2 separate regions of the Homo sapiens genome follow, and region 2 is linked to region 1. Evidence: chromatin loops called from intact Hi-C (ENCODE). Cell type or tissue: endothelial cell of umbilical vein. All regions are shown on one strand. Each heading gives the region's core, and the rest is flanking DNA. Links, peaks and the distances in the headings are about the cores only. Region 1 overlaps DLGAP1 (DLG associated protein 1). Region 2 overlaps DLGAP1 (DLG associated protein 1).

Region 1 (5,378 bases), core at 185-5,184:
GAGGGAATCTGTTTGCGATGGGCATCTGGACTTAAGTGGCTTTAAATTTTGGGGCACACTCTACAACAAGAATTTAAAAGCTTAAGTAAGCACAATCGTAAGTAAGCTAAAGCTTGGAAATGGTAATGAAGGAAAAGGATACAAAAGGACCTGAATTAGCTTTTTCTTGGAGAAAATAAATTGTAAGAGCGTACTTGACAGTACGCGTAAAGAGACTCCTCATTGTGACTCAGATATGACTTTCTGAAGCTTCTCTCCCAGGTGCACATTAGGTGGAAGGAAGAAGGGAGAGAGGACCAGGTTTCTTTAAAAACAGATTTTTCAGGGAAATCTCTGTCTGCCTTTGAGATGCCTTACACCTCTTCAAAAGCCTACAGTTTGGTTGAATCCACTCTCCAAAAAGACTGGGACAGAAAAAAATTTACAAAGTCTATTTGTTTAGTTAATTTATTCAACAAATATTTACTGAGTATTTATTATATGCCAGATACTGGTTATACAACCGTGGAAAAAACATAGTCCTTCCTTCAAAGTGCTCCTATAAATATACACTTGCAAATGATGGCAAGTGCTATGAAGAAAAACTACATAGAAGAACCCAAGTCCTGGGCCTAAATAAAATGAGAAAGCTGCCGTGCAACCTGACATGCACTCCAACCCCCTACACACCTTCCTTCACTCTGTGCTGGCCCAATCTGCCTCCAAATATTTACCGAAGACACCCCTTTAGGAGCCTTCCTAAGACTGAAGAATGTATTTTAAGAATGCTTCACTATACACCAGTAAACCACAGAGCAGTATTGTGCCAGCTCCTTTGATCTGATAAGCTTTGTTCGAATGTGAGCTGAACTGTTAGCATGTTTGACCTGAAGTTGAGTTCTCAACAACGTACCAGTAGAGTTGAAAGTAATTGCACATGTCCACTGTATACAATCCCTTGGTCATTTAGGGAGACAGTACACCAGGCTTTTCAACATTTTTTCAGTCTGTGCAGAACATGTACATTTGCACTGGGTCCTAGAGACTCACTGTAAAGCAGCAGTGCAGAAATTGAAGATTTAGCACATGGTATTGACATGAAAAGTCAATGGAAAAAGTAGGTTTCCATGCAAGACTGTGAACCCCTCCAGGGCAGGCACGATTTCCCCCAGCCCTGCACCCGGGGTTTGGCACAGAGAAGTGTTCAGTGTTTGCGGGACTGAAGGATTCAATAATACTTGATATTCCTCTTTTCTCTGCATTCCTACCGTTGCCATGCCCAGTTAATACTGGAATTAGAAGTAGACAGCATGGGCATAAGGGTATGATCTCCTGCCTCTGAGATCTAAGGAGCCCAGGACAGGCCCAAACCTGGTTTCCTTTATACATCAGTTCACAAAACTAAAACTCAGGTCTATAGAAGATGAATTACTGCTACTCCTACAGCCAATGAGAAGCACATTTAAAATAGGGAGCTGCTATTTTCTGTAGTGGAGGAAGTGATTCTTCCTGTGTGGCTACGTTTAGCACATATAGCTTGGGACATGGATGGATTTATGCTTCTCTGTGCAGTGGGCTCTCTCCATAAATACCCAATGGTCTTTCATTTTACACTAGGAAAGACAAGCTACCAAAACGGAACACTTCTCACACACTCTTATCCTACTCCTACCAAAAGGAAGGAATATTTAGGGAAAATGATTTGAGGGGCTGGGACTCAAGACTCCTTGTGATAAAAAATTCTCACCTGCCCCTGCAGATTTTTGATAGGGGCCCTACGTCATCCCCCGCCCTTTCTCCTCCACACCCAGCTTCAGGCTCTGCAGAGGGACATGAATTTGAATTTTTGTTTGTTTGTTAGTTTATCAAGAAGAGGTATAGGTTTAGAAGGTTAAAGACTCTGGTCTAATGTTCTCCCCACTGTTCCCAGAAAAGCTCCCGTCAAGGACGGTGTCAATGACTGTGGAGAGGAAAGCACAGCCCTCTTTTACTTATTTATTCCATATATATTTTTAAAGCATTCACTATAGATGTCACTGTTCTAAGAGCTGGAGGCATAGTAGTGAACAAGACAGAAAAATTTTTTGGCTGGAATTGAGATGACAAATACACAAGTGAATATTTAATTTCATGTGGCAGTAAGTGTCATGAAGAAAAAGTAAGCATTGCAAAGGACAAGAGATTGACTTGGGGCAGAGCCAAGTGGCCATGAGACAGAGATGTGAACATGGAGTTGGGAGGTGGAGGAAGGACTCCAGGCACGGGTGTAGGGGGTGGGTGGAAGCAGCGCCAGAGCCCTAAGGCAGGAACAAGCTCGCTGGGTTCCAGAAGGTCAGAGCTCTCCATGTGTGGGTCATGGTTCCCTGGTGAGTGTCTAATAAGTAACAGGTGTTCCTGAGAAGGTGGCACACAGAGGTCAGAGGGCAGGGCTAGGGAAACACGGGAGTGAGGGCAAGAAGAAGGCCAGTGCGTCTGCAACAGAAGAGTCCAGAAACACGACAGAGGAAGTCAGAGAGCCAGGAGGGGCCGCCCTGGGCAAGGTCTGGCAGAGACTTGGCTATAAACACGATGATCTCAGCCACAGAGTGTAAGAGGGCAGCACAAAGGGAAGTAAAAACAAAGCCAAGGGCATATCCTTGTTGTTTCAGGCATTTAAATCTGATAAGAACTTGATAACTGGAGAGAATAAAAGCTACAGCTTGATGCCCCTTCTGTAATGACTCCAGTGATCAATGCTTTCATCATGCAAGTGAATCAGATCATATCACTATGAATGATAAAAATTGTGTTAAAGAATAGCCAGGTAAATCGACCTGTTTATAAAATGTATATGCCCAATTAGTCTATTGGAACAAAAATAGAATGTAAAACAAAAAATAAAAATACCCACCTAGGTGAGACAACTTCAACTTCAATCACCTAAAAGTGGCTCACGTATCCCACCCAGATCATCAGCTGTGTTGACTGTGGTGAGGAATAAGACAGAAATCCAGCCGGGTGTGGTGGCTCATGCTTCTAATGCCGGCACTTTGGGAGGCTGAGGCAGGAGGATCACTTGAGCCCAGGAGTCTGAGACCAGCCTGGGCAACACAGCAAAGCTCCATCTCTACAAAGAAAATTAAAATATTAGCTGGCTCAGTGGCACCACCTGTGGTCCCAGCTACTTGGGAGGCTCAGGTGGGAGGCTTGCTTGAGCCCGGGAGATCAAGGCTGTTGTGAGCCATGATCATGCCACTGCACTCCAGTCTGGGCAACAGAGTGAGACCTTGTCTCAAAAAGAAAGAAAAAGAAAAAAATAAAAAAAGGAAGACAGAAATGCATCGGAGTATGAGGTTGTGGTTTAGGGATGGGGAGTGTGGGGATGGGCTGTGGGAAGGGAGGCATACAGAAATGTATAAGGAGGCATGAGTCCTAACAAACTATTCCTGGGTTCTGGCTAGAGGTATTTTTGTGACGATCACACTGACCCCGGTGGGGTGGCATGGGGGGAGCATGGCCTGTTAATGGCTAGAAGTTTGGGTTTTCTTTCTGCTCCTGAAGGCTGAGGCTGCAAACCCAGAACACACACTTACTGAGTGGGGATCTCACTGCACTTTTTGCCTTCTCAATTCTCCTTGAGAAATGCAGCCCCACCTTTATTTCTTGAGTGTTCTAGAAGAGGTGGAAAACAGCCTGGACTGTAGTGGGGGTCAGCCCAGCATCAGTGTGGTAGTGAGCAGGGGTGGACTTCGGGAGCAAGAGCAGCGTTTGCCGCGGGGCTTGCACTCCCAGCAGCTCACCCGTCTCTGTCCTGACCCTCCCTACTGGGCACGCAGGGTCTCTGTAGCACTTGGCCGAGGCCTAGATACCCAGGGTTTCCCACTGGAAAGTCTCACCTGGGGCTCATGCTTCTCACCTGTACCTGTTAACTCCCACAAGGCACTCCTTACAGAACACCTCATGGAATTATTTAACCTCAGTTATTAAGAGCTAATAGGGACCCATAGTGTTATTTTCTCCAAGTAGCGAATAAGCTCTGATTTTAAGCAGGCCCATTACAGGGAGACAATATGGTGCGTGAAATGGCAGTGGTGTCAGGGGGCTAATTACTGGGGAGCTTGTCAAGCCACAGAACTGGCCTGCTAATCATTCCTTGGCTTATTGCAGCTGACGTCATGGGGCTTTCCCACAGTGCATATGGGAAAATGAAGGAGGCAATCACAAGTTTTAGTTAAAGTGCTTAAGTTACTACTTTCTGTAGCTAGCAGGACTATAAGTTTAAGCAAGTGCACCGAAAAGATAGAAGCGGAATCAATTCACTCCTAACTGACTTACCCAGTTGGAAAGGCAAATTCGTGGGAGTGAAGTTGTTCTACTGGTACTGTTTCCTTTACAGAGTTATCCTTCAGATGTGTTCAGAAGGATGGGGCAGGACACAGTGAATATTTGCAAAAGCTCTAGTACTGGCCTTTAAAGCTGTTATTCTTTTCAATCAATCCTCATCAAACCCTGCCTTGGTGCAAAAACCAGATGCAGACTATTGGGAGATCTATATACACAGGATAGACCCTGAACCACCAACAAGTACAGCCTGGGTTCGTGTGGACTCAGGACCATTCTACCGTTTCTCTGTTTCCCTGCTTCTTTGCTGCTGTTCACAGCCGGATCAGCTGAGCTACAGTTTGCACAGCTGCAACTGATTGGACTCCCAGTTGCCTTTTCCAGAACATGCAATTGGTGCCATAATCTACAAAAGAGATATTAACCCCACAACTGAGGAGATTAGGAGCAAAGAATGATAAGAATGAGGACAAGGTCAATCCAAGATGGATGGCGTTGAAGGCCTGTGGACACATCGCTCAGATAACTGAAGTTTTTACAGTAATTGGAAAGATTTGTGCATGTGGGGGAGGCTTCAGTCTAAAAGGGGAAATGAGTAAATGTTACAGTGGCTTGTTAGTAGTTAGAAGAATGAGCATGTGCAAATTGCTGTTTGGGATCAAATTAAGGCATATGGTATAAGATAGAAGTATGCTCAGTGGAGGCAGAAGCAATAAGCGGCACATTGATGAATTATGCCTTTGCTTATACTTCTATTTTCAGAATTTGCTTTAGGTCTTCCACTTGATTGTATCTTCAGTAATCATAAGTATTTGGTGGTCCTTCCTCTGATATGAAGCGTGACACTTGTGTGATAGAAAGAAACATGTTTATGACACAGAGCACTCAGGAGAGCCTGGCGCACTGCAGATGTTCAGTGGGTGTCCACGGTGGGACTGCTGTGCAGAGTACTCACATTTGAACATATGGGAAATCCAAAAATAAAAGGTTTTGAGGATGATTTACCATGTTGGATTACATAGGAAAACAGGCAGCCAAGTGGGGACACTGTCAGGATTCCGCCCTATTCTGAAACACCC
Region 2 (5,378 bases), core at 122-5,121, 83 kb after region 1:
CCCTACCCCAGGCCACATCTAACCTGGTATCATCGCACTGCAGAAGCCCTATGCCCCAGCCCTGTAACCAGCTGGCCCTGTGTACTCACGGGCCTGCAGGGCAGCAGCCCTCTTCCCTAACTCCAGCTGTGGGTACTTAAGATATTATGATGGGGCTGGGCACGATGGCTCACACCTGTAATCCCATCACTTTGGGAGGCTGAGGTAGATGGATCACTTGAGGCCTGGAGTTCAAGACCAGCCTGGCCAACATGGTGAAACCCTGTCTCTACTAAAAACACAAAAATTAGCCAGGCATGGTGGTGCATGGCCTGTAATCCCACCTACTTGGGAGGCTGGGGCAGGAGAACTGCTTGAACCCAGGAGGTAGAGATTGCAGCAGTGAGCCAAGATCATACCACTGCACTCCAGCGAGACTCCATCTCAAAAAAAAAAAGATATTATGATGGGACATCTGCCTTGGCGTCATACTGATCTCTTTGATGGAAACTTTGACCTCTTACTTCCCTTCTCTCAACCCCTTCTGCATGGAGTTTGGACCTTGAGCTCTGCAATTCCATTTGCTGTCTTGGCCTCCACTGCAGACCAGAAGGAATGGGATGGTCCCACTAACCTGACAATGTGTGGCACCACCATCTGCGGCCACACCTCACCATACAGGCCAGCTTCTTTGGGCACCTGTGTCAGCCCAGATTGAGCCTGTGTTAGCTGAACTGCTGGAATAATGTACTGGGGCTTGTGCATGTACCTTCCAGATCCTGTTGGTCCTGCCTGACCCCTCAGCCTTGGACTCTGGCCCTGCTTCCTGGACAGAGCAGCCTCAGGATGGCTCATGCTGCTGCCATCTGTGAAGCCTGGCCACCGTGCTTCTTCCTCCACCTGCGGCACTGCTGGTGTCTCGACCTCCCTCAGGGACGGGTTTGCCCAACCCCATTGAGCCGCTGGGCCTGTGGAGGCTTTTTCACTAGGAGTCTCAAGGCCCTCAGTAAGTATCACAGCTCACAAGTGCGGCGCTGTTAATATCCCATGGAATACGACTCGACCAATGAAAGGCAGGAGACCAGGAGGAATTAGCAGATGAATTGCTTGCCCTCTCTCTCTGAGAAGGACTGTTTCAGCACACCACGGTTCCATATGGCCTCTCCAGAGTCATCCATGTGATCCAATGGCCAGCTCTGTTTTCTTCCACAGCCCATGTCTGATCCGTGAATGCACCCTGCCAGCCCTGCCCTCAGGATGGGCACATACCTGTCCACTGCCCCACCCTGTTCTCACTCTCACTGTCCCGGAGGGCTGTGTGGCTTTCCCTGACTTCCATCCTTGCCTCCCTCCAATTTCTTCTCGATAGAGCAGCCAGATTTATTCCTTTGAAGTGCTGCTCCTCCACCCAAGGCTGTCAGAGTCCCCGTGTCACTCAGAGTACAACCCAAAGTATTGACTTCCATTCTTCCCCCTTCCAATTTCTTCTTGATAGAGCAGCCAGATTTATCCCCTTAAAGTGCTGGTCCTCCACCCAAGGCTGTTAGAGTCCCATGTCACTTAGAGTACAACTCGAAGTGCTCCCCGTGGCCCATGCTGTCTGGCTCCCTTCCCTCCTGCCTTCTTGAGCCTAGCTCTCTCTTTGCGCTCTCTGCTGTGGCCACCCCTGCTCTCCTGCATGGCCTCCTGCACACCAGGCACACCTCCAGGACTTGCTGCTTTCTGTCTGACTCACTTTCCCCTTGCACAGCTGCATGCCCCACTCTGCGACCCCCTGACACTATCCCCTTGTGAGTGTGGCCTTTCGTAATCACTTTCTCTGAACAGCACCTCCTCCTGCTTAACTTTTTCCTTCTTAGCCGTTATCCTAGTCTTCCTTGCTCTTTATGTCACTTATCTGTCTTGCTGGTTTTTGTCTTCCCTACTAGGATGCAAGCTCTGTAAGGGCAGGGGCTACTGCCTGTTTTGTTCACTGTGGTATCCCCAGTGTCCAGCACAGTGCCTGGTACACAGCAAGGTTAAGTACCAGCTGAACAAATGAACCCATGAATGAACGAGGACACCACATATACTTAAATGCTTCATTCCTAACTCTGCACGTCTCCTCCCTTCTCCTTTGTCAAGAAGGGCCTGGCTGGCTAGGTCCCAGTTGTCTCTTAGTTCCACCTGCCCTCAGACTCTCCTGTTTGGCTGCACAACTTCCTTTAACCCTTCTCTAACTGTGGCAGCATGGAAGGTGACAGCTTGGAGGTCAGTGATGAGGCAGGAAACTTGTTAGCTAGGACAGAACATATACAGAAGAGACTCAGTGCAGCTGACAGTGTGCATTATTGTGATACATGTTCAAAGCCCATCTCAATTATAGGCATGGATTCATTTATTTCTGACTTCAAAACTCTCCGTGTCAAAGTCTTGCTCTTACTACCTTGTTGAACTTGACTATAGCAATGGGGAATGGCACCTGGAAAGGGTCCCGTGGAGAACCCACCCAGGATGCTGTCAGTCAGCACTGACCATGGGGCTGAAGGTGGAAGGTTCCTCTATGTATAAAGAGAGCTTCTCACACTCGGGGCTTTTGTGTGGGACAGGAAAGGCTGACATAAAACAATGGGATTGAGTCATTCATGTGGGACCATACGTAGCCACAAAGGTGTGACTTGGCCCACTGCCCCCCTAGAGGGCAGATTGCAGAAGTTGGCAGAAATGTCACCTAATTATCAAGGTGGCTGTGTGGCTGGGAGTTACTGCTCAATCTATTCAGCAGCGGAGGAAGCTCTGCCAGTTCTCAGCACATAGGATCTGGCTAATCTGATAACATATGGAGGAGAAAAAGTGCGTCACTGGTTTCCTCTCGCACCACGCCTGACTTCTGCAAAGCAGCTTCTCTCCCACTTATCTCCCACTGCGAAGCCTTAGGCATTCATTCCTGTGTGATGGAGTCAGCATCCTGAAGAATATGGAATATCTTAGAGATGCAAACGATCCAATGAATACTTATTTATTGGTCAGGGAGAATGTAACTGAAGCCAATTTCCCTTGTGAGTTACTCACTTACTTCCAAATTGGCATGAGTGTAAGACTCCGTGGACATATATAACTCATTCTAGCCAGGATCCAGAGGATCACAGAGACACCCACTGAGTGTCCTAAGTGACAGGGGAGATGGATGTCATGAAAAGCCAGGAAGAAACCCCCAAATTCCTTGAAACAGACACAGAGATTTTCTTATTGGAAACTAAGCTAAACACTTATTTAAAAATATATTTTCTCCCTTGTCCTCATCTGTTTTCTTTTCTCTTTTCTTTTTTTTGAGACAGGGTCTCTCTCTGTTGCCAGGCTGGAGTGCAGTGGCATGATCTTGGCTCACTGCAACCTCCGCCCCCTGGGTTCAAGCGATTCTCCTGCCTCAGCCTCCTGAGTAGCTGGGACTACAGGCGCCCACCACCACGCCCAGCTAATTTTTGTATTTTTAGTAGAGACGGGGTTTCACCATGTTGGCCAGGATGGTCTCGATCTCTTGACCTCGTGATCTGCCCACCTTGGCCTCCCAAAGTGCTGGGATTACAGGCATGAGTCACCGCGCCTGGCCTGTTTTCTATTTTTAAATTTACTTGTATTATTTATTTGTTTGTTTATTTTTAGAGATGAGGGTCTCACTATGTTGTCCAGGCTGGACTCCCAACTCCTGGGCCCATGCGATCCTCCCACCTCAGCCTCCCAGGTAGCTAGACCGGGAGATAGATAGATAGGCACATCACCTATTTTCTTAGGGTTCCAGGGCTTGTTGAATACAAATTATCCAAATAAAACACAAAGGTTCTCCTCATATATACCAACCAAAACCCACAAAAAAATTTGTTATCCTTGTATTGTATGATCTCGTTGGACATCTGGCAGTGCTGGGAGGAATGAGCAGGTGGAATGAGCAGAGCCGCAGGATTGGGCCAGTCTTAAAGAGATGCTATCCGATGGTCAAAGGGCTAATACGATTAAGGAGTTAAGGACCAACATCGCCCACTGAGTTATTGCCAATTAGTAGCCAGGTTTCCCCAGCAGCCCCAAGCAAACATTATCACCAGCATTGATTACTGATATCGCCCTTCTGTATCTCTGTTCTGGGTTCTAATGCAGACATAGAGAGAGAGAAATTAATTTGTGATTAAGACAGGCAAAGCACTCAGAACTGTAGACTCAAGATTGTCCTGGGAAATCTTCCATAGTGAAGATTTGGAGGGAACAACTCTTCTCTTCTCATTTCTCACTGGCATTTAATACTATGGAAAACATTCTGGTTGTGGAGTGTGAAGTCCTGGGCTTTTGGTTCTGCCCATGACCTGTCATTAATGCAACAGATTCTCCGGTATACAAAGGGGCTGTTTAATAATCAAATGAGATACAAATGACAAACTTTTACAATTGTAAAAACTACATGAAAACTTAATGATTTCATGAGTACTGTATATGAAAAATGTTTCTAATAATTGTAACATTCCATTGGTAGGATTCAGGTAGTGTGTTCTCTTAAGAGGCCCTAAAGAGAGGGAACATGCGCTGAGTGACAGCCCAGGAGGAAGCAGACACGTAAGGTGAGCTCGATCCACGAATATGCTCTAGACCTGTCAGTAACAGCCGCTTAGCCACTGAGCTAAGAGCTGAAGTCAGCAGGAGATGGAAACTGTCGGATCCTCACCATGCTATCAAAGCAAATTCCAGCAGCAGGCACATTGCTGGTAAAAATAATGCTCAGAATTCATATTTTAATCACTTAAAATGCATTTACTCATAGTTTCTTCTTCATGGCTGAGGTGCATCACGACCCTTCCATGAGCTATTATACTCAAAGATAGAAAATAGTATCAGATGCTATGGACTGAATTGTTTTCCTCCTGATTCATATGTTGAGGCCCTAATGCCCAGTGTGATGGTATCTGGAGATGGGGCCTTTGGGAGGCAATTAGGTTTAGATGTGATCACAAGGGTGAGAACTTCATGATGGGAATAGTGTTCTTATAAGAAGAGACACTGGAGGCCAGGCACGGTGGCTCCTGCCTGTAATCCCAGCACATTGGGAGGCTGAGGCAGGTGGATCACGAGGTCAGGAGATCGAGACCATCCTGGCTAACATGGTGAAACCTTGACTCTACTAAAATACAAAAAATTAGCTGGGCGTGGTGGTGCACACCTGTAGTCCCAGCTACTCAGGAGGCAGGGGAATTGCTTTAACCCGGGAGGCAGAGGTTGCAGTGAGCCGGGATCGCGCCACTGCACTCCAGCCTGGCAACACAGCAAGACTGTCTCAGGAAAAAAAAAAAAAAAGAAGAAGAACACTCAAGAGCTCTCTCTCTGTCTGCCACGTCAAGACAGTGAGGAGGTGGCCCTATCTGCTAGCCAGGAAAAGG

Evidence for each region. A loop is a pair of places that touch in the nucleus more often than their neighbours do. Peaks named below come from ENCODE experiments on the same cell type or tissue, not always from the same donor. Only the 100,000 strongest peaks of a DNase experiment are listed, where the experiment ranks them.
Region 2: a loop joins it to region 1, with 9 times the contacts of the local background. A loop is called at or near these places in 1 of 110 quality-filtered maps.

Annotation. Positions count from the first base shown.
Region 1 is chr18:3,708,587-3,713,964 of GRCh38, forward strand. All of the region lies in intron 7 of DLGAP1 (DLG associated protein 1), which reads right to left. Among named protein-coding and RNA genes, the nearest start is that of DLGAP1-AS6, 58 kb to the left of the region's middle. In endothelial cell of umbilical vein, for the core only: no CTCF peak of the experiment used is centred there; a DNase peak (open chromatin) is centred at 2,555; H3K27ac peaks cover 1,660 bases.
Region 2 is chr18:3,792,046-3,797,423 of GRCh38, forward strand. All of the region lies in intron 5 of DLGAP1 (DLG associated protein 1), which reads right to left. Among named protein-coding and RNA genes, the nearest start is that of DLGAP1-AS3, 83 kb to the right of the region's middle. In endothelial cell of umbilical vein, for the core only: no CTCF peak of the experiment used is centred there; DNase peaks (open chromatin) are centred at 1,746 and 2,776; H3K27ac peaks cover 2,870 bases.